Linked DNA regions of Homo sapiens: regions 1 and 3 are each linked to region 2. Evidence: chromatin loops called from intact Hi-C (ENCODE). Cell type or tissue: mammary epithelial cell. All regions are shown on one strand.

What was found. Peaks named below come from ENCODE experiments on the same cell type or tissue, not always from the same donor. Only the 100,000 strongest peaks of a DNase experiment are listed, where the experiment ranks them.
Region 1: a loop joins it to region 2, with 15 times the contacts of the local background. A loop is called at or near these places in 24 of 110 quality-filtered maps.
Region 3: it touches region 2 in a loop (11-fold over the local background); 83 of 110 quality-filtered maps call a loop at or near these places.

What each region holds. Positions count from the first base shown.
Region 1 is chr12:25,553,333-25,561,332 of GRCh38, reverse strand. It overlaps a transcript of LMNTD1 not described here. Among named protein-coding and RNA genes, the nearest start is that of LMNTD1, 4.0 kb to the right of the region's middle. In mammary epithelial cell, a CTCF peak has its summit at 3,307; a DNase peak (open chromatin) is centred at 2,552; H3K27ac peaks cover 207 bases.
Region 2 is chr12:25,432,722-25,440,721 of GRCh38, reverse strand. It overlaps the pseudogene FAM133GP. Among named protein-coding and RNA genes, the nearest start is that of LMNTD1, 120 kb to the left of the region's middle. In mammary epithelial cell, a CTCF peak has its summit at 4,209 (motif pointing left); DNase peaks (open chromatin) are centred at 4,221 and 7,021; H3K4me3 peaks cover 270 bases; H3K27ac peaks cover 447 bases.
Region 3 is chr12:26,014,694-26,022,693 of GRCh38, reverse strand. The region is part of intron 2 of RASSF8 (Ras association domain family member 8); the gene reads right to left. Among named protein-coding and RNA genes, the nearest start is that of RASSF8-AS1, 59 kb to the right of the region's middle. In mammary epithelial cell, a CTCF peak has its summit at 4,887 (motif pointing right); no DNase peak of the experiment used is centred here.

The DNA.
Region 1 (8,000 bases), 120 kb before region 2:
CAGAATCTCTGGGACACATTTAAAGCAGTGTGTAGAGGGAAATTTATAGCACTAAATGCCCACAAGAGAAAGCAGGAAAGACCTAAAATTGACACCCTAACATCACAATTAAAAGAACTAGAGAAGCAAGAGCAAACAAATTCAAAAGCTAGCAGAAGGCAAGAAATAACTAAGATCAGAGCAGAACTGAAGGAGATAGAGACACAAAAAACCCTTCAAAAAATCAATGAATCAAGGAGCTGGTGTTTTGAAAAGATCAACAAAATAGTGTTGGAAATTCTGGCCAAGGCAATCGGGCAAGAGAAAGAAAAAAAGGGTATTCAATTAGGAAAAGAGAAAGTCAAATTGTCCCTGTTTGCAGATGACATGATTGTATATTTAGAAAACCCCATCATCTCAGGCCAAAATCTCCTTAAGCTGATAAGCAACTTCAGCAAAGTCTCAGGATACAAAATCAATGTGCAGAAATCACAAGCATTCCTATACATCAATAACAGACAAACAGAGAGCCAAATCATGAGTGAACTCCCATTCACAATTGCTTCAAAGAGAATAAAATATCTAGGAATCCAACTTATAAGGGATGTGAAGGAGAAACACAAACCACTGCTCAATGAAATCAAAGAGGACACAAACAAATGGAAGAAGATTTGGTGCTCATGGATAGGAAGAATCAATATTGTGAAAATGGCTATATCCCCCAAGGTAATTTATAGATTCAATGCCATCCCCATCAAGCTACCAATGACTTTCTTCACAGAATTGGAAAAAAACTACTTTAAAGTTCATATGGAACCAAAAAAGAGCCCTCATTGCCAAGACCATCCTAAGCCAAGAAAGCAAAGCTGGAGGCATCATGCTACCTGACTTCAAACTATACTACAAGGCTAGAGTAACCAAAACAGCATGGTACTGGTACCAAAACAGAGATATAGATCAATGGAACAGAACAGAGCTCTCAGAAATAATGCCACATATCTACAACTATCTGATCTTTGACAAACCTGACACAAACAAGCAATGGGGAAAGGATTCCCTATTTAATAAACGGTGCTGGGAAAACTGGCTGGCCATATGTAGAAAGCTGAAACTGGATCCCTTCCTTACACCTTATACAAAAATTAATTCAAGATGGATTGAAGACTTAAATGTTAGACCTAAAACCATAAAATCCCTAGAAGAAAACCTAGGCAATACCATTCAGGACATAGGCATCGGCAAGGACTTCATGTCTAAAACACCAAAAGCAATGGCAACAAAAGCCAAAATTGACAAATGGGATCTAATTAAACTAAAGAGCTTCTGCACAGCAAAAGAAACTACCATCAGAGTGAACAGGCAACTTACAGAATGGGAGAAAATTTTTATAATCTACCCATCTGACAAAAGGCTAATATCCAGAATCTACAAAGAACTTAAACAAATTTGTAAGAAAAAATCAACCCCATCAAAAAGTGGGCAAAGGATATGAACAGACACTTCTCAAAAGAAGACATTTATGCAGTGAACAGACACGTGAAAAAATGTTCATCATCACTGGCCATCAGAGAAATGCAAATCAAAACCACAATGAGATACCATCTCACACCAGTTAGAATGGCGATCATTAAAAAGTCAGGAAACAACAGGTTCTGGAGAGGATGTGGAGAAATAGGAACACTTTTACACTGTTGGTTGGACTGTAAACTAGTTCAACCATTGTGGAAGACAGTGTGGTGATTCCTCAAGGATCTAGAACTAGAAATACCATTTGACCCAGCCATCCCATTACTGGACATATAACCAAAGGATTATAAATCATGCTGCTATAATGACACATGCACACACATGTTTATTGCGGCATTATTCACAATAGCAAAGAGTTGGAACCAACCCAAATGTCCATCAATGATAGACTGGATTAAGAAAATGTGTCACATATACACCATGGAATACTATGCAGCCATAACAAAGGACGAGTTCATGTCCTTTGAAGGGACGTGGATGAAGCTGGAAACCATCATTCTGAGCAAAGTATTGCAAGGACAGAAAACCAAACACCCCATGTTCTCACTCATAGGTGGGAATTGAACAATGAGAACACTCGGACACAGGGTGGGGAACATCACACACTGGGGCCTTTCATGGGGTGGGGGCAGGGGGGAGGTATAGCATTAGGAGATATACCTAATGTAAATGACGAGTTAACGGGTGCAGCATACCGACATGGCATGTGTATGCATATGTAACAAACCCACATGTTGTACACATGTACCCTAGAACTTAAAGTATAATAATAATTATAATAATTATGCAGGAAGTATAGTGATTAAATAAAATTGGGGGATTAGCATTCTAAAAAAAAAGACTGTCTCAAAAAAAAAAACTGTAAGTCAATGACAAGAGAAATTTTGGAAATTATACAAATACACGTGATATTGTTTGGCTCTGTGTCCCCACCCAAATCTCACCTTGAATTGTAGTAACCCCCACGTGTCATGGGAGGGACTCAATGGGAAGTAATTGAATCATGGAGGTGGGTTTTTCCCATGCTGTTCTTATGATAGTGACTAAGTCTTATGACATCTGATGGTTTTATAAAGGGAGTTCCCCTGCACATGCTCTCTTGCCTGCCGCCATGTGAGACAACCCTTTGCCCTTCCTTTGTCTTCCGCTATGATTGTGAGGCCTCCCCGGCCATGTGGAAATGTGAGGCCATTAAACGTCTTTTCTTTATAAATTACCCAGTGTCGGATATGTCTTTGTTAGCAGCATGAGAACAGACTAATACAACATAGAAATTAAACAATATGCTCCTAAATGACCAGTGAGTCAATGAGGAAATTAAAAAGAAAATTGAAAATTTCTTGAAACAAATAATGGAAACACATATACCAAAACCTATGGAATATAGCAAAAGCAGTACTAAGAGGGAATTTTATAGCTGTAAGTGCCTACGTCAAAAAAGAAGAAAAATTTCAAATAACAGGTCTGATGATGCATCTGAAGAACTAGAAAAATAAGAGCAAACCAAACCCAAAATCAGTAGAAGAAATAATAAAGATCAGAGCAGAAACAAATGAAACTGAAATGAAAACAATACAAAAGATCAATAAAACAAAAAGTTGGTTTTTTGAAAAGTTAAACAAAATTGACAAACCTTTAGCCAGACTAAGAATAAAAGAGAAGATCCAAATAAATAAAGTCAGAGATGAAAAAGGAGACATTACAACTGATACTGATCTTTCTTACTCCTTTAATTGAGTGCTCCTCTCATAGGTTAAAATTTTTACATATTTTAAACAGGGTTCCTAGGGGGCGCTAGTGTTCCATAAACTAGAGAATCAATATTTGGCTGTTATGTTGAATAATGACTGCCTTTATCCTGTTTGCAGAGGGAATAAAAGCTAATGAATAGAATTTCTCAATTCAAATTGTTCTCCAATAATGTGTTACAGGCTTTGGCTCCAGACTACTTTTCTGCTAGAGATTGCCCATATATGATAGAAGAAAATGAAACTGCAAATTTATATCAATAGGAAACCTCAAAATTAACTATTTGCTCTTGGTTCAACCATTTGTTGGGTGTTATTTTGTTTCAAGACACATGGGCTGGTGGTTGTGATTTCATAAGATAGATTAAAAGAGTATAGGTGAAATAAATGTATTGGTTTGTATTTTTTTAAAAATTACTATACAGAATATAGTGTTCTGCAAATAAGAGCAAATGTTATGAATCTTTGTCTCCTGAACAAGTCTGAGGTGTCCTGACTTGACTTGGAAAAATAAGTGCTATATTCCTCTAAAGAGTATGAATAGAAAAGATTTGCAGACAGACTACTCCTAAAATACATGTAATGTGTAAAGTAATTAGACAGTTATTTTGAACTATTGCTAAAATTGGTATGTCTGAGGATTCAAACCAGTGTTTGAGACTCAGCCTCAGAAATGCAGATCTAAGACCTTAGTGTTGTTTTTCAACAGGATTTTGTGATTGGGAAGCTCCATGAAGATTACTTTGAACAAACTGTCTGAAACTTGAAACTTCCAATACATGTCCTCTAGCCTCTCTTGAAATACCCCTCGTAGGAGCTTAATGTGACTCTAACTTGAAGGTAAAATAATAGCATCTGTGTCTGAGGCTGTTATTACACGTGGATCTGTGTAAAAGAAATGAATTGACTGAGTACATTTTTGGACTAGCAAAAGGCTTTATAATAGGAATTTATACTATTTTTATGTGGGTGTAAATATGAAATTGAATTCCTACAATTGTATTCCAAACTCTTTGAATCTTAGATAATGGAACATGTCATAGTGTTTAAAATTGTAGTCCTGAACTGATTATTACTCAACTGCATATTACCCATGGCCTGAGAGGGGAAGAAAACTATCTTTATATATGCTGCCTTCATTCACACAAGACATTTTATTTGTATTACCAATTTAATAAAATCTCTTGCTGTGCAAATCTTCTCCACATGTGGAGGCAGAGAACTAAAATATATAAAGCCAGTTCTTTGTGTTCTTCAAATCTTTAAAAATTGTGTATATGTAATATTTTGTCTGTTTTTTAAACTTAAGAATATGGAATTTTGCCACTTTTAATTTTTTCTTAAGGTAGAAATCTCACAACATGAAACTCAGTTTTCATTACCCTAATTTGACCCACATCTACTCTTATGGGGCTTCAATTCCCCAGCAAAATTCTCGTACTTTCCCAACGCGGGGTAAAGGCAAAGAGAATTGACAGAGTGCCAAGAAGACAGAGGAGAGAGTGATTTGAGATGATTTGAGACCAGACCAGAAAAAGCAGGATGAAGCTGGTTCAGGAATGGACAAGCATTTAGGCAGATACCACAGAAAAAGGAAGATATGGAACAAGAGTAAAGCAGAAACAGCAAGTACAGTGAGGAGGTCTCTCTAATAGATGGATGAGACTAAATCTTGGCTCTGCCATTTACTGGCTGTATAAGCTTGGAAGAGGTATTTCATCTCTTGGAACTTCCACTTCCTCATTTGGAAAATGGGGAAATTCTCATCTTCTAGAGCTGTGGTGAAAGAACCGTATAAAGATTATTGCACTGGCACAATGGCTCACACCTGTAATCCCAACACTTTGGGAAGCCGAGGCAGGCAAATCACTTGAGGTCGGGAGTTCAAGACCAGCCCGGCCAACATGGCGAAACCTCGTCTCTACTAAAAATACAAAAATTGGCCGGGCGTGGTGGCACATGCCTGTAGTCCTAGCTACTTGGGAGGCTAAGGCAGTAGAATCACTTGAACCTAGGAGGCAGAGGTTGCAGTGAGCCGAGATTGCACCATTGCACTCCAGCCTGGATGACACAGCGACATCCATCTCAAAAAAAAAAAAAAAAAAAAAAAAAAGATTATTGCACCTCATGCACCTCTGCTTCTTCCTTTCAGTTCTTGCTGACCCTCTCCTTCCTGAGCAGACACAGCCATGTTGATGACACCATTAACATTTGAGTCTGTGCATCCCAAACTGAGGCTTCTATTTTAGTCTTTTTGCTATGGAGAACTTAGATATTTGCAGTCAAAAATAATCATAATCTATAATGAATCTCCATGTAACTATTACTCAGCTTTAATAATTACAAGTCATGGCCCAACTTTTTCATCTACATTCTCATCTGCTTCCTACTGTCTGTATTCATTAGAAACAGAGGACGTCATATCATTTTATCTATAAATGTTTTAGTATGTATCACTAAAAGATAAGAACCCTTTTCAAAAAACATAATCATGACACCATATCACACCTAAAATATTTACCAGTTATTCCTTAATATCATTAAGTACCATGTGCTTAAGTTTCTACTGTCTTATAAATTTCTACAGTTTGCTTGAATTAGGATATGTTATATCCACAAATTACAAAAAGTGTCTTTTAAATTTCTTAGTTGATTAGCTAATGTGCTCTTCTGTTTCCTGTATTACATGTAAAGCAGAGGATTCATCAGATTCAGGTTGATTTTGTTGCTGCTGATGGTATTATTGCTACTGTTATTCTCTGTCCAATAAGTTGTATCAACCACATGAATACTACCAAGTTGTATTGCTATTGGTGATGTAATTTTTTCCAAACTGATAACTCTTGGAAACGTCTGAACAAATCAATATAGAGTCTTTCCGGAATTTAAACAATAAATAGTTACATCCTAAAGACTTTGGTATATACTAAAACTGCAAAAATATTTTGTATTTATATGACATATAGAGCTAGGCTTTAGGTTCATATAATTCTAATCTTTTTTTTTTTTTTTTAATGACGGAGACTGGTTCTGTCACCCAAGCTGGAATGCAGTGGCACGATCTCAGCTCACTGCAACTCCACATCCCCGGTTCAAGCGATTCTCCTGCCTTAGCCTCCAGAGTAGCTGGGATTACAGGCACCCGCCACCACACCCAGCTGATTTTTGTATTTTTTTAGTAGAGACGGGGTTTCATCATGTTGGCCAGACTGGTCTTGAACTCCTGACCTCAAGTAATTCACTCCCTTTGGCCTCCCAAAGTGCTGGGATTACAGGTGGGAACCACTGTGCCTGGCCAGATAATTGTAATCTATTTTTCACCTGCATGAATGCCTAGAAAGGCACGTGTCATGTGGGAACACTATTTACTAAGTAGGATTATCTGCCACATTGTGGAAAGTCTAGCATCTCTGGGTTCTGTCTACCAAATGCCACTAATACCCGACCCGAATCTTTAATGACTACTATCAACATCCTCTTACATTTACAAAATGCTCTCTATGGTTCACTTTGGCCCCTGTTGAAAACCACTAAATTAGTTTAAGCAACAACAAAAGAGGAAATTGGTTTTCATTGCATATATACAGTAATTTAAGAAAAGGAAATAAGAAAAATGTCTACTATGGGGAATGAGTATTGAAACACTCACAACTTCAAAGCCTTCAAAAGTTTTTCTCAGCTGACAGAATTTTATTTCTCCAAAATATGTTGGAAAATATGAGCAGGCTCTCTGATAAAACCAATGAGGTCATAACGACTTTATGCTAATATATGCAGTTCAAGTAGAGAAATTTTTAACAGCTAGAAAGCCATCCAGACTGGTACAGGTAGGGAGACTGGGAGAGTGACAAGAAATGACAAGCCCATTTTTAATTCTTTACTAAGCGTAAGTAAAAATTTATAAACCTTCTGATGCTATATTTACATAATTGGCCCATAATGTTCATAAGGAATTGTGCTTCATCTCTGAGAGGGAGGAAATACGGTCAAACGTTTACTTCCTTTTAACTTACCTTATTACGTGTTACACGTCTTGACTTTTTCTTTTTGGCTTTTTAAGACAGTTACTTTATTGTCTTTAAAAATCATTTTCAAATCTATATTAGAAGATATTTTAGTATTATTTCTGAAAGCAGGTATTGTTTATTCATGGTACCTAGCCAGTTTTTAAGAAATAGTAGAATCTTATTAACTATTTTTAATAAGCTTACTCATCCAGTAATCATCATTTATATATCTTATTACTGTATATAATCATGTACTTTCATAGTTATTAATTTTATTGCCATACTATCATTATCATGAAACATTAAGTGTGAGTGTTTTACACAGAGGAGAAACTGAATTAAGTGATTTCTTCTAAATCATACTGCTGGCATAACTAGGAGAAGAATTTAGGTGTTCTGGCTTTGATTTTATGATTTCTACCAATAGACTTCTTTTTGCATTGAAGTTTTATGGTTTCTATTCTTGCTGCCTAGCTGTTTCCATGTGCTCAAAGTATTTGTCCAGAGAGAGAGAAAGAAAAAAAAGAAGAAAAGAGTTGTGATTAATTTCCCCAGTATGTACATACTGGCCTTGACTCTTAGAAATACAAAACAAGATATCAATAATTTTGGTGGCAAAGTCTAGTGGAAGATATGGCTTTCCTAAGAGCAAATTACTTTATTTAATGTCTGCAAACTGCAAAGAAGGTACAGCATCAACATAGGAATTGTTCAGAAACTGGAACTTGGTTACTATGGA
Region 2 (8,000 bases):
TTCCTCAAATACCCCTTATTTCACTTAATAATGGCCTCAAAATGCAAGAGTAGTGATGCTGGCAATTCGATATGCCAAAGAAAAGCTGTAAATTGCTTCCTTTAAGTTGAAACTAAAAGTTCTCATATGCTGAGGTTGTTAAGACCTATGGTTAGAATGAATCTTCTATCTGTTAAATTGAGAAGGAAAAAGAAACTCATGCATAGTATGTATGGGGTTCACTACAATCCACAGTTTCACGCACACACTGAGAATCTTGGAACATATTTCCTACGGATAATAAGGAACTACTATATGGTCCTAAAAGGTCTGGACCACCTGGACATCACATAGAATATCACACTCATCTACTACATCATGACATCATATGCTTTGGACAGGTCAAGCAGGAGGTAGCTAGTATACTGGTGGCCTTGGTAAGACATTCTGTGCTGTTTTTACTTACAACACTTATGATATCAATGTGTAGGGTCTTTTCCTTAACCAAAAAAGTCTGCAACTCTCCAATCCTCTGACACCAATTGAGTGTCCTATGATTCAATCCAATTCTGGCACTAACTATGTGGGATTCGAGTTGGGCCCCACAGATTTAAGGACTCAGTCCCACAAGGATGCTCTTACTTTAGACTCCAGTTGTAAGTATTGGGTCTCCAGTGAACACATACTTCTGTCTGACGTGGCTACAAAATGGGGCTCCCACAATCCCCACCTCAGGTTTGTTAATTTGCTACAAGGCCTCACAGAACTTCGGAAAACAGTTTACTTACTGCTTTACTATAAAGGATACAATTTAGCAACAGCCAAATGGAAAAGATGCAAAGGGCAAGGTATGGGAGAAGGAATGTAGAGCTTCCATGCCCTCTCTGGGAGGACCACTATCCCAGCGCCTGGATGTGTTCGTCAATCCAGAAGCTCTCTGAATCCTATCATTTAGGGTTTATGATGGAGGTTCAACTATGTAGGCATGATTGATTAAACCATTGGTCATGATTAAACTCAATCTCTAGTTTCTTTCTCCTCCCTGGAGGTTCAGAGGTGAAGTTGAAAGTTTCAACCCACTAATTACAATGGTCGACTCCTCTGGCAAATAGCTCCCCTCCTGAAGCTATTTAGGGGCCCATCAAGAGTCACTCTGCTAGCATAAACTCAGGTATGGTTGAAAGATATTTGTTATGAATACCAAAAGATGATTCTATTACCCCTATCACTAAGGAAATTCCAAGAATTTTAGAAGACCTGTGTCAGAAACCAGGGACAAGGGGCAAATCTATATTTTTTATTATCACTGACATGTATTTCAAGAGATGAGAGATAAAACCTGTGAAGATTCATGACTAGCTACTTCAGTGAAGTTTTGGGGAGTCCAGTAGGTGAGTGGTGTGTAGGGTTAGCTCTTCCAAACTAAAGACAAATTGCTGCATCTTGCGTCTCCATCTCCTACCACAAAGAAAGGCCACCACTTGTCAGCTTCCTTGAGCTCTGGAGGTAATACATTTCATGCCTGGTAATATTTCTACAGCCCATGTATCAGGTGATATGGGAAGCTTCCAGCTTTGAGTGGGGCCTTGAGCAGGAAAAGGTGTCAAAGCAGGACCAGGCCACAGTGCAATCAGCCCTGTCACTTGGTCCATATGATTCAACAGGCCCCATGGTAAGAGGTGTCATGTGGTGGGAAAATATGTAGTAAAGAGTGTTTGGCAAGCTCAAGTGAAAGAATCACAACTCAGACCCCTGAGATTATGGAGCAAAACCATGCCATCAACATCAAATTATGTGCACTTTGAAAAACAGCTCTTATTTTTGGTGTGTTTGGGTCCTAGAAGTGATGGAACAATTGACCACGAGAGACCAAATGACCATCTGGAAATGCTTATTATGCACTGAATTCTGTAGGATCCACTAAACCATAAAGCCACATGATGCTTACTCATGCCTTCCAGTCCTGCTAGTAGCAGTCCATTGCAAGAGAGTGCTGATATATGTGGGATTAGACCTGAACAGGGCTGGAAGGCTTGAGTAAGTTTCATGAGTAGGAAACCAAGACCCCATATCACCAAGCACAGCTATACCAGTCAATGCCCCCAACTCTTGCACTTATGAACATATTTGGGTGGGAATGAGGGAGGGTGGGCCAGAGGGGTCCTGTATGACCAGATAAAAGAAAGAAAGAAGCCAAAGCTTGGTTTATGGATGGATTGGCTCAGTATATGGATGAAAACCAAAAAATAGACAGTGGCTTCATTACAACCACATTCAGGGAAAGAGAGTAAAGAGGAAATCTTCCCAATGGCAGATCTATGAGCAGTATAACTGGTCATCCACTTTGGATAGAAGGAGAAATGACCCAAGGTGAAAATATATATAAATTCCTAGGAAATGGCCAATGGCCTAGTTGTGCAGGCGGGGAACTGGAAGGAAAAGGACTGGAAGATCAGAGACAAGGAGTCTGAGGAAAAGCCATGTGGGTAGACAAATGGGTGAATGTATAAAGTGTCAAGACTTGTGTCTTACATGTGGATACCCACCAGAAAGCATCTACCATGGAAAAAGCACTGAACAACCAAGTAAAATGAGATGACTCAGCCTCTTGACATTAACTAGTCTTTGTCATTGGTCACCCAGAGCAGGCATGATGAACACATGAACAGGCTGGACATGGTGGCAGAAATGGAGGCTATGTGTGAGCCTGACAGCATGAACCTCACTTACCAATGCCTGTCTACCTACTGTTACCTCTGAACATCCGAAGAAATAAACATTGAATCTTCAATATGGCATATTCCTTGAGGGAATCAACCAGCCACTTAGTAGCAAGTTGACCACATGGAACCCTTCCATCCTGGAAAGACCAGTCAGCCGTTCATCCTCACAGGGACAGATACCTGTCCTAAGCGTGTGTTTTCCTTTCCTGCCTGCACAGCCTTAGCCAGCACCATTACCAAGGGCTTATGGAGTGCCTCATCCACAGACCTGGAAACCCACACAACAAAGCATCCAACCAAGAGACCTACTTCACCATGAAGGCAGTGTGAGAGTGGGCCTGTGACCCTGGGAACGACAGATCAAATCACATACTGCACCATCCCGAGGTGGCCAGCTTCATAGAATGCTGAAACAGCCTACTCCAGCTAGGTAACAAAAGTTATTTGTCATTTTTATCATTCAAATGGCATATTTCACCATGGGGATGCGAGAAGCAGAAAATCCTGATGTGCAGAGAGAAATGAATGAAGTAATTACATAGAAGGAAGCAGATGCAGCAGACTGAGAGAGATTGAGTACCGACAGATCTCAGGTGTCCAGTTACCCACAGCCCACAAGACACCTCTGTTTTCTTTTTCTTCTTCAAGTTCTGGGATACATGTGCAGAATGTGCAGGTTTTTTATGTAGGCATAATGTGCCATGGTGGTTTGCTGTACCCATCAACCCGTCATCTAGGTTTTAAGCCCCACATGCATTATTTGTCCTAATGCTCTCCCTCCCCTTGCCCCCCACCCCCCAAAAGGCCCCGGACACCTCTATTTTCTAATAATTAATCTACCCCCCTTTTTCATAAGCAAGCTTGATTTGGTTCCTGTTATCTGCAACTAAAAGATCTTATCTGATACAATACATTTCAAAGAGGCAAACTTCTGCCTTCACCTGATGAACTTTCCAATAAATAATACAGTTGTTCCAAAATGGAAAACGCTTCTCTTATCATTTTGAGGTTTAGACAGCCCTTCATCACTGTGTAGAAGAAATTCTGTCTATTATAAATAGTTGAACTAGATAAACTGAAGGTCCCTTGCTAGTTTGAGATCCTCTGACAAATATCAGGAAAGCCATGATATGGAAAATAGAATAGTTTCACTCTTTTGGGAAATAAAAAATAATGAGTCTCCAAGTGCTCGATAACATTCCAAGAAAGGATGTGTGAGAGTGTATTACATTGCAGGGGGAAAACTGACAGATTCTAGATTTAGCGTTTGTTGGAAAACTGGAACCAAAGTTTACAATGATTTCTCTTTTATTAAATTAATACACACAAAAAGCCTAGAAGCTCAGTATTTGGGATGCATAAAATATAAAAATAAAATATTAAATGAAGTAGCTTTTAAATGTATGTTTTTATTTACTGGCTGAAATGAAAATTGAAAAAGATTGCACAAAATTTTTTGGCAAAATGCTGTAGTATGCTTTCTCTTGATATCACTGCCAACAATGCCCTCTAGTGGTAAACCAAGTAGGCACTGACTAATGGGGGGAAAATGAAACAAGCAAGCCTGCTAAACACATTGGTAAGATTTTCATGAAAATACGAACTTTTAGTGCAGAAGGACCTGCGGCAGGCCTACTTCAGCTGCCTCCCGAGCCAGGTTTCCCTTGGTGGGTGACCGTGTCCCTTGATGAGTGACTGTGCGCTCACTCGGGCACCAAGGAGAAGCAGGACCATCGGGTAGCCTATGTGAATCCAACAGCAATGGCCAGATCAAGGGGTCCAATCCAGTCTTAAGGGCCAACAATCCAGGATTCTCTCCGTCAACCAAGGCCTATCTGGGAAGAAGTGCAAGAGCAACTAGAAAAGAAAAAGAAAAAGGCGCCAAGGCTTTGTATGAATTTGAAGAAAAAACTAGAAAAACACAGGAAGAAATTGTTAAGTGAAAGTAAGAGCTTATCCAAAAAAAGAGAAAAAAAAAGAAAAAGAATAAATCTGGTAGGTATTCATCGTCTTCATCATGCTCTGATTCTTCCAGCAGTTCTTCTGATTCTGAGGATGAGGATAAGAAACATGGAAAAGGGAGAAAGAAAAAGAACCATTCACATAAATCTTCTGAAAGCTCCATGTCAGAAACTGAATCAGACAGTAAGGATAGAAAGACAATAAGGAAGAAAGACTTCTTTTTAAAGAAAAAGAAGGACCCAACTGAGAAAGAAAAAGGCTATTAAACGACTCAGCAAAAAGAAACCCATATTCTGAAGATAAATCTTTATCACCTGAGTCCTTGTCAGAATCAGAGTATATTGAGGAGATAAGAGCAAAAAAGAAGAAAAGCAGTGAAGAATGAGAAAAAACAACACAAAAAAAGGAAAAAGGAGCATGAGAAAAACAGTAAGAAGAGAAAGAAGGCTGCTAGTTCAAGTCCTGACTCATCATAATATTAAGAAAAATCAGGATTCCCTTATAGAGAAAGTACAATGTCTAAGGAAATTTCAACTGTGAAAATTACAACATATTTACTATAATGCATGAATTTTCTTGTTTTTAGAATTATCCTTGGACTGGCCAGACGCAGTGGCTCACGCCTGTAATCCCAGCACTTTGGGAGGCCAAGGCGTGTGAATCACCTGAAGTCAAGAGTTTGAGACCAGCCTGACCAACAGGGTGAAACCCCGTCTCTACTAAAAATACAAAAATTAGCTGGGCCTGGTGGCTGGTGCCTGTAATCCCAGCTAGTTGGAAGGCTGAGGCAGGAGAATCACTTGAACCCGGGAGGCAGAGGTTGCAGTGAACTGAGATGGTGCCACTGCACTCCAGACTGGGCAAAAGAGCAAGACTCCATCTCAAAAAAAAAAAAAGAATTATCCCCAGACTACCCAGTAGCTATTCAAATGCCGCTGTGTGCAAGGGCCGTAAATGTTGCCTGCTGCTTATCTATTCTTTTCTCTTCCAGTGCTTGATAACTCTGGGAGATAATACATTGCAGTAGCACTAGTGGTTACAATATTTGGGAATAAAATTAATATTTTTGACTAGAAGTGTACAATGATAAATCAACAGAAATCCAACTTGAATACATCTTTAAGGTGGAATCAGAAACGGCCAGATGTTAAAAATTTTAAAGTAGTTAAAATTTTTGAAGTAAGGATTACATTGACATTTCAAAATCCGTACTCTGTAGATCAGTGTATTTTAATTTTTTCCCCGTGTAGACTTTTATTTACCTGGGAAAGGTGCTTTTTAGGATGCAGGGAGGAGGTGCTTTGCTGTCTCTTTAAGCTAGGAGAACAACATGCCTTTGATCCTCACACTTCCTGTATTTGAGGAAAGAGTAGCCAGGCTTTATGGAGAGGTCAGAGCTGGGTGCCAGGAGTCTTGCCTTTTACTGAGCTTAGGGACATCCTTGGATTTTGTCATACGCTTCTTTGAATGAACCAGAGAAACAGCCCTTTTGCAGCATGAGAAAGCCCCAAAACCCCTGGGATTTACCTCCACTTCAATAATACTGAATATTTTTTAGCATTAGAATATGCTGGGTCATTTGAATTAATTTTGATGACACTTTGGCTTTGGAGAGAAATGGTTTCAAATAGACACTGGTACACTGGTACTTTTTGAACTTGAAAACTAAATATTCTAAAGTGCATGTTTCATACCATAAAGTTTTAATTAGTCAGGAAAATTCCATGTAACCAGTGATAGTTCCTTTATTTTTTGTATGAAGTTTGTTTAGGCTGCAATGTTTAGCTTTTGTTAACTCCTTTCTCTTGCTGTCTTAAGTTCACTGCTGTGTTTAATGGCACACTTGCCAAGATATTGAGCATATAAAAAGCAGGGTTTTGATTTTTAAAAAAAATACAGCTTCATATTGAGGCTGAGACTTACCATAAACAAGTTGAGTAGCAAGCCTGGTATGCTGTGTCTTGTTACATAAAGCTATCGCCAGAATCTTAGTAAATATAATGTCTTAAAAGTTAAAAAAAAAAAAACAGAAAAAAGAAAATATGAACTTTTACACTTCCAGTTGGTAACTGAATGTTATATTTGGCAATAAAATGAACCTTTACAAGGTACTGCAGCATATACCTTAAAGCACAAGCATGTCAAAGCCAATTTTCCCCTGTGGTTTTCATGAACATATGCCAAACAGCACAGGAAAATAGCCATCTGTAAGGTCTCATTGGGGCATTTCTGGGTCACAACTTCCACTGGTATCTTAAAAGAAATTAAAATCTGCTTTTATGGAGGATGACATCATTCACCAAAAAAACTGCTTTTAAACCCGATTACCTTCGAGAATTATAGCCATCAGGCACCAACAATGACTCATTCCCACTTTCAAGGCTTTATCTGAATTCTGAACTCATCAACCAGGTAAAGTCTCTTTGCTTGAGAATTCTTCAAACTATAGCTCTCAACTGGTGGGGCAAGCTGGTCAAAACAAGTTACAGTTATAGGAATAAAATTTCTCTAATCCTGGCTCAGCAAAGAGCTTCCCAAAGGAACTGCAGGTGAAGTAAAAGAAAGAAGGCAACTTACACAGCTTATTCCCCTCTAATTCAAACCAGCTCTAGTACTCTTATCTAAATCTGGCTTAAAATTTCTTTGTCTTTGCAAATTGTTCTCCTTTCTCTCCACTCCAAGCCTCCTTCCTTCATACTTTCTAATCATTCTCTCTTCCCTTCAGTAGCTGACTGAATATGTGTATGGTATTAAGAGGCACTTGGAGCCTCTTATGACAACTATATTTGTATGAGAATATTTGCTCTGGATGACTTTGTGTAAAGTATTAACCTACTGGCCTGTTTCAGGAATTCTTTTATTTAAACAGAAAGAAACACATCCTCAGAGAACTATGCTGTGAGTTGACAAGGACTGTTAATATTAATTCCTTTAGGAAGACTGAATGGCCACATTCTGTGAATGCTAAATGTTTCCTAGTTTTGCATTGGTAAAAAGGAATTCACAGACTAAATAATAACTCTAGCCTGTATCAACCTTAAACAAAGGCTCATGAGGTAAACTAAGCTTCAATATCATTTTCTCCATTGCCATTTCTGCTGTACCAGAAACAGTCTTTGGAGTCACGTGGCTGGCCTAGGTGTAAATCCCACCATTGCCAGACTTGGCTGTGCTGTTGAGCAAGTCATTTACACAAGCTAATTAAGGAGCTGTTTGGAGACTCACAGAGCAATTGTCTGACAATTTTACCTGCACCTAGCACTAGGCCAAGTGAAAACACAAAGATGTGTAGATGCCAAGATGGCAGGAAATAGTACTGTGTTTCCCAAGTATGGT
Region 3 (8,000 bases), 580 kb before region 2:
ACTTTTTACTCTAGAATTTCAATTTGATTCTTTTTTATAATTTTTTTATAATTTCTATCTATTTACCAATATTCTCAATTTGATGAGGCAGTGTATCATATCTTCCTTTACTTCTACAAGGATGGTTTCCTCTGACCTTTAAGTTTTTTCTGTTAAATTTCACATCTGGGTCCTTTCATAATTTGTTGTTTACTGTTTTTCTTGTGTATGGGGCACACTTTCCTGTTTCTTTGCATGTGTCAGATTTTTGCTCAAACCTGGACATTTTAGGTAATGTATTTAATCAACTGAATTTACTGAGACCTCTCCTCCCTCTCTGGGCTTGTCTTTGTTGCTTTATTTGTTGAGTAACTTGACTATTTTGGGAAGTCTATTTCTCCTGCAGCGTGAAGCCTTTGGTGCTACTCCTCGGAGGGTCAGCACTGGGCATGCACACAGTTACCAGCAATGACAGTGTCATGTTAGCAGGACTCTGTCTCTTTCCCTTATCTCTCTTTTGCCTCATCTGGTATCCCGCTCAGCTTTGTAGCTCAACCAATTCCCAGCTGATTGCTCTATTGTTTTCAACAATGTTCTAGAGTATAAATTGTTTCACAGTCTCATCCAAATAAACTAGGGGGTGGGGTTCTTTGGCCAGTCTTTGAGGTTTGATCTGACCCCTCAAGAGGGAGCGCTCTTCTTAGCTCCTTCTCTGATTCTCTTTTGTGAATTAGTTGGCCTATGTTTAGCCTACTGCTCTTAAAAGAAGCTAGCAGTGGGCTCTTATTTGCTTACCACCAAAGCCTCTCGTTTCTGAAAGCATCCTTAGGCTTGAAGTTCCCCACACTGTGCTTCAAATAAAATCAATTCCTTTGGGGAGGGTTTTTGGAGTTCTCTGTTCTTACAGACTGCTTCTCTCAGTGGGCAAAATCTCTCAGCCACTGCTCTGGGGGCTGGGTAGGGGGAGCAGTCTTTGGTATTCTTGGCTTGCCTTTCTCAGTGTTGAACTTCTCTCCCTTACAAGCAAGGTAATGGCAGCTTGAGAAGCTGCACAGACCTGCACCTTACAAGCAAGGTGGGGTGAGGGCAATTAGAGCCCCAGTATTCTAGGCTTGCCACACCTGGGGTAGAAACTCTGCCCTATGCGTAGGGGCTGGGTGGAGGAAGAGAACCTCTGACCACATTGGCACACTCACCAGGAGTTTAGCCTCTGTAACTTAAAGCTGGAGGGGATGATAAATGCTAGCAGTTTGCTCTCCCAGTGAAATATGGTTTCCCCTCATTGGGATCTGTAGAGCCCTTAAGACCTGATCACCTCATAAAGGTCTCACCTCTTAATACTGTTGCAATGGCAACTAAATTTCCATGTGAGTTTTGCAGGGGACAAACATTCAAACCATAGCAGAGTGGGTCATAGCTCAAGTGCAGGACTTGCTGTTCTGACCAAGTTTTAGATTTTCTTAAATATATGTTTCTTCATTTGTTGAGTGTCTGTAGGACAATTTCCAGTAATTTTATTATTTTTTTTTTGAAAATAGTTTTTACCAATTATGTTTGTTTTGCTGTGGAGCAGGTCTGTGCAACTTCTCAAGCTGCCATTTTCAAAGGGGAGCTCCAGTTTCTATATTTTAGGTATAGAAAGAAGGAAAAGATTTTCGAAGTAATTGGAGTAAAGAATTCTCCTAGATTTTTACATTTTATTCCAATAGTTATGATAAACAAAAAACAAATACTGCAACTTTACAAAGTGCTAGACATTGCCCTGAGTGCTTAGAAAATATTAATATATTTAGTCCTTCGTAAGATACACATGTTGTTTTACTTTCCTCATCTTATAGATGAGAACATAGGCCCCAAAAGCTTCAGAAATTTTCTCAGGTCACACAGCTAAGTGGAAAAGCAAGGTTTAAACAAAGGAAAATTAACTTCACAGACTGTATTTTTTTATTTCACTTTTTTCCCTAGAAATAGATACTTAAAATTTGGTTCACAATGTAAGTAAATTTTTAAGTCTGTGTATTAAATGGTAGTCTTTTTTTTAAACTTAAATATTGTTTAAATATAATTTCCAACGGCTGCATAATTTTGTTCCATATTGGCAATTTAGTTTTCACTTTCACAGCAGATAGCTCAGCTCATGTCTCATTACCTCCTCACCCGCACTGAAAACAATATTCTTTTAAAAAAAAAGTTTCAATCTCTTTGTAAAGTGTTTTCTCTTATGGTTGGTTTATTTTATATTTACAATCTATTTTTACATTTGTTTCAGTACAAAGTGCAGTAGTTTCCTGGAGATGCAGTAGCAAATTACCACAAACTGGGGGAGCATAAAAACAACAAAAATTTTCCTCTCATAGTTCTGGGGGTCAGAAGCTCAAAATCACTTTCACTGGGCTGAAATCAAAGTGCCAGCTGGGCCAGGGTCCCTCCAATGGTTGCAGGAGAGAAAGCTTTCCTTGTTTTTCAAGCTGTTGGTGGCTTCAGGTGTTCCTTGGCTTGTGACCACGTCACTCTAATCTATGCCTCCACAGTTCAACAGCCTCATCATCTTCTGTGCCTCTACCACTCTCCTGTAAGGACCCACCAAGATAATTCAGGGTAAGTCCCTCTTCTCCAGATTTTTAACTGATTTATTTTGCTATATACAGTAATATTCTCTATTTTGCCATAAAAGGTGACAAGAATTTACTTGAGATATACACCAAATGTGATCCTTAACACATTCATTTTCTTCCTGTTACATCCTAGACAAATGCCATAAAGCTGCAAATTTTAAGCTGTAGCTCTGAGGTACCTCAGAGACACATAGTTTAAAAATAATTATCAACCAATCAATATCCAGAAAAATTAATTCCCCCTTATAAGAGAATTATCTAAGTCACAGTTTAAAATACAGCATTAAAATCCATGTTTTTGCCTAATCCAAACATTCCTTTAAAGGAAAAATAACTCCTACTGGGGCTACAATATGACATAATAAAAAATAGTAATAATTTTTAAAAATAACATGGTACCCTTCTGCAAAGTGATAAATCTTCTACAACCAGGAATCCTTTTAAATTTCAAGATTTCTTTTAAGTCAATTTAGTTATACACACAGACACACACAGACACACACACACACACACACACACACACACACACACACACAGTGTATGCCCGAACTTCCACACAAGCCTGTGCCTGAAGAACATTTATGTTATTTAGTCTGTTCTGGGAGCCATAAGAAAGTTTAGATTTTGTTGCACCACAGTTATTTTAATGGCTGTAATGTAATGAGACTACATTTTTATTTAATATATAATTTCATGCGTGCAGATGGGTGCTGTACCTATTAAGGCAGGCGATTTGGGAAATATATACTTATTTATTTTTTGCTCCTTCTCAAAATATATTTGAACTCCTCTTTTAGAAATTGCTTCTATATTATTTTTTATAGTCATATGGTCTTTAAAAACAGCATTCCTAAACTCACTCATGAGCAAAACTTACCTCATGTGACATGCTTTTGCTATTACTAAGATTATTTTGAAAGAATATAGCGCAATAGAGTATACTCTGTACTGCTCATAATAGAGACACTCTCCAAGGGACAGCTACGATCACTCCATAATAACCTGAGCCAACTAACTACTCAGTCACCTTTGTGCAATCCATCCCCATGCCACCTATGACCCAAAAGACCTCCTCTAAATGTCTGTTTGATTAAAAGACAGCATACCACACCACTTCACCACTATGGCTGAACCAAGCCAGGTGGAAGTCAATAATCTCACTTAGCCATGATGCATGGGAGGACCAGATTTACCAGAATTTAGTCCAGCTCTTGAGAAAGGCTTACTGGGCAAGTTTGGATGCATCAACTCAAGCAACTCATGAAGCAGTTATTCTAAATAACTTATCTGATTGCCAAGAGGCCAACATCAGACACTGGGTCTGGGGCCGTATCAAATCTGCCAATTTACTTCCTCATTGTAATGACTCCTGTGGTGGGCAGGTAATTATCCCTGGTTTGACCCAGTATTCATCCTCTTTCCTCTGAGAGTGGCATGGGGTACAACAAGAACAACATAGGGTCACCTACACCCCCTTTCTGCTGGTTCTCGCAACTATGTAATTGCTGGTCAGTGATTCCAAGTTGTAAGTGTTGTTTCCTGACAACTTTATCATCCTCTAAGAAATTAAAATCACATTCTATGGTTACTAATGCTGTGATCCACATTTGGTTTTATAAAAATTCCTATTTTTAGTTTAGTTTTTTTAGTACATAAATTTTATCTGTCAATAAAAAAATGTTAAAGTGACATGTTAGAAAATTTTAGTCTAGTTATATAATGTAAAGAATTTTTAAATTTAAAAAATTGATTTATTAAAAAAAGGTTCTAGAGCTATTTCAAAAATAGTTTAAGAATAAAATCTTCATAGGCAGCTCCAAATTTGCTAAATTTGCTACACAAATTTAAATGACTTGCATAGCATTTAAATTTATATTCTAATGGATATAGCTAAGAAACATGATTAAATGAAGCAATCCTTTAAAAAAAGTAAACAAAAACTGGTGTTTATAGTGACACAGAAATTCTCAAAGATTCATCTCAAGAATACAGATATCCTCCAATGAAAAATATTAATAAATGTTAACAAAAGTTAATAAATCAGTATGTCTAACAATCCATATAACTCTTACAGACATTTCAGTAGAAATGAAATCACGTGATCTCACAAACTATCATAGCCAATGGGAAAGGGAAAGGGTTTTTCACCATGAAAGACTTTTCGGGTTGTGTGGGCTGTTAATGATTGCCTCTGTTCCAACTTCAACCTTTTTGCTTGTTTTATGAAAATGGATCTGGACCCTTAAAATACTTTTTCCTAGATAGTCACTCCATGTGAAGTTTTGCCAAGAGAGGGCACTAGTGAGACACAGGAAAGGGCAAGAGGAGCGGCTTTTGCTTTCTGGGGTCCTCCTGTGGCATGGGGGCTTCCCCAGTCTGCAGGTCCTGCAGCAAATGCAGCTTCTCCTGTGACCAGCTCCTACAGTGTACAAGAGCCAGCAGCAACCAGCAGGTTCCCTCAACACTCACCTTGGGTGCGTTTTTGGTAGACTGCCCCTGGCAAGACACCTCCCTAGTAAAGTGGATTACTGGTAAGTTCCATCAACAAGGTGACTTCTCTGCTTTCCAGTGAGCCTGAGCCAGGCCCTCTCCAACATGATATGGATCACAGTCCCAGGGGGCCTCTTCTTTGGGCATTCTATCTCAGCCTTAGTAGTAGTAGCTCTTAAGTTCATATTATATAATATTACATCTGCTAGTCTTACATTCTTGAGAGTCTCTTCACCTCTTATCAATCTCTAACTTCCAATCCCTGGTTATATTTATAGGCTTTTACATTAAACTTTCCCTATTCAAATTATCATGCAGTTTCTCTCTCCTGATTGGACAAAGATTGATATCCAATTCCAGCAAATGAATGTGCAACAGAAAGCACTGTTTTCTAATTCTTCTTTGTGTAACTTAGGATAAATATTCCTACTTATAATTAACAATATTGATATAAAGACAAAAGCAACCAAAAATTTTTTTAAAAAAATATTTCATTTACTTATGGCTAAATAGCTTTTTATTCCCATATGAAAAATCAAAGAAAACCAAGTAAGAATGTTTCCTCATTTAATATTATTCACACATAGGAAAAAAAATTCCAGTGGAAAGTACTAAAAACATGAAGCAAATAAATTTGTGGAAAAAAATACTTGTCTAGTTTGTACACAGCAGATAAATGAAAGAATTAGGTCAATTTTACAAACCACTAGAAATGAAAAGAAAAAGATCTCAACTAATGAATGAACTTCAGATGATATTTTCATTATCTATCCTGTTTTGTTAATGTGAGTAGAAAATCACAAAAATAAACAACTATTCAACAGGATAGATGAAAATCAAGTAACATTAGGCAAGAAAAAGAGGAAGAAGAAAATATTTTCACACCTTATGAAATGGACTGACGTGGATAACTGCCAACAAACTAATTTTATAAGCAACTTAAACTCTGAAGGAAGTCTGTTGATTTTTAGAAATTTTATATTTTATAGTTAGAATTACCTAAAAACAGTTTGCCCACTCAATATAAAATCTGCAATTTATAAAGCTCTTTCGCACAGATTCTTACATGTAGATAACAATATCAACAAAAAGATCACTCCCCTTCCTGTACCCCAGGTTCCAAATTGTGAACTTCCAGAACAGGCAGCAAAAATGTGCATATTAAGGTAACACGGCAAGAAAACATCTGGACATGAGGGCTACAGTTAAAGATTATTGGGAAGATCTTAAAATCTCAGGCCAAAGGAGAAGCTAACTCTTTATTTAAAGGACCACTATAACCAAAGCAAAAACAGCAAAGCAAAAGCACTGGTTATTAGACTTTAAAACCAGGGAGATTCATTTTATATAATCCAGAAGCAAAACAAAAACCAACCAAACAAACAAATAAAAAAAAAAAAAAACCCAAAAACAGCCCTTAATAACTCCAGATTTTTAAAAGTTTAAAACAAACAAAAATGAATGAATTTTCCATGCATTTCAAGGGAAAATCAGCTCTTCCTGCCTCTAGTTAAACAAACTCTTTATAGTTGAAGGTTCTGAGTCTCCAATTTTAGAGATTATGACTGCTCGACAGGCAAAATACAGGTTAAAAATAAAGATAATTAGTGATTTGGTAACAAATTATAAACTCCAACTGGCCACAAGCACTTGAAAGTAACCATTAGTTAGTTAGTGGGGTCTGTGATCATGTGATCACAGAGTTATAGAGAAGTGCCGCCTTGTGTTCTTAAAGTATGCACAGCTTTATTCTTATCAATAAAGAAAAAAGAGAAATTGTACCACTGAACAGGCAAAGCAAACCTGAAAAAAAACATTGCTAATGAGTTATTTTCTTTAATTTCGTTTATTTTTCCAAAGCACATCCAAATCAGCATTTCTTACAACACAATAGGTCCGCTAACTTTAGGTATTGTTTTCTTATTCTAACAACATCACTAAAAAATAAGTAGGTATAATTTCTGTTTCTTTGCAAACTGAGATAAGTAACTTCAAGTATAATCTTACTTAACTTTAAAGACGTACACAAAACATAAGCAGTTTTCCACGGCCTCACACATTAATTTGGATGAGATTTCACCTCAATCTCTTTGCTTGTCAGGTGGCCTATCAACGGAAAAATATTTTGACATAAACTATTTTCTATTTCTCGGCTCTGTGTCTCAGATTTCAGAGGAGAAAACTGAAGAGAGCATTTTCTAGAAACGTAAACGCTAAGCAGCAGGCAGGAACGATAATTGATTACTGTCAGTTTTTTGTGGTCTTTGGCTCAAACATTCCAACCCTGATCTCCATGACAAAGTGCTCCTCAATAATCTTGCAGTAGGTGCAGCATCTTTTACCAAGGGATCAGTAGAGAGCCTAAAATACCTTTTGACCATATATGGATTTTTTTTTTTTTTTGAGACGGGATCTCATTCTGTCACCCAGGCTGGAGTACGATGGCACGATCTCAGCTCACTGAAGCCTCGACTTCCCAGGCTTATGATCCTCCCACCTCTGCTTCCCAAGTAGCTGGGACTACAGGCGCACACAATGATGCCTGGCTAATTTCTATTTTTTTTTTTGGACAGACGGGGTCTCACTATGTTGCCCAGGCTGGTCTCAAACTCCTGGGCTCAAGCGATCCTCCCACCTTGGCCTCCCAAAGTGCTGGGATTACAGGCGTGAGCCACCATGCCCAGCCTGTATGGAATATTTTTTTTTTAATGCTGTTTTCCACTGAAGTATAGTAAGGTCTCAAAGGAAAAAGGACCAAATAAACAAAAGCTATAATCCTAATCTTAACAAGTTTTTATTTCCACAATTACAGCCATATCACAGAGTTTTAAATTCAATTCTCAAAGGATTAGCATTTTTGTTCTATGATTAGAATTTAATGAAAACTTCAAAGTTTCTGCTAATTATATAAAAAGA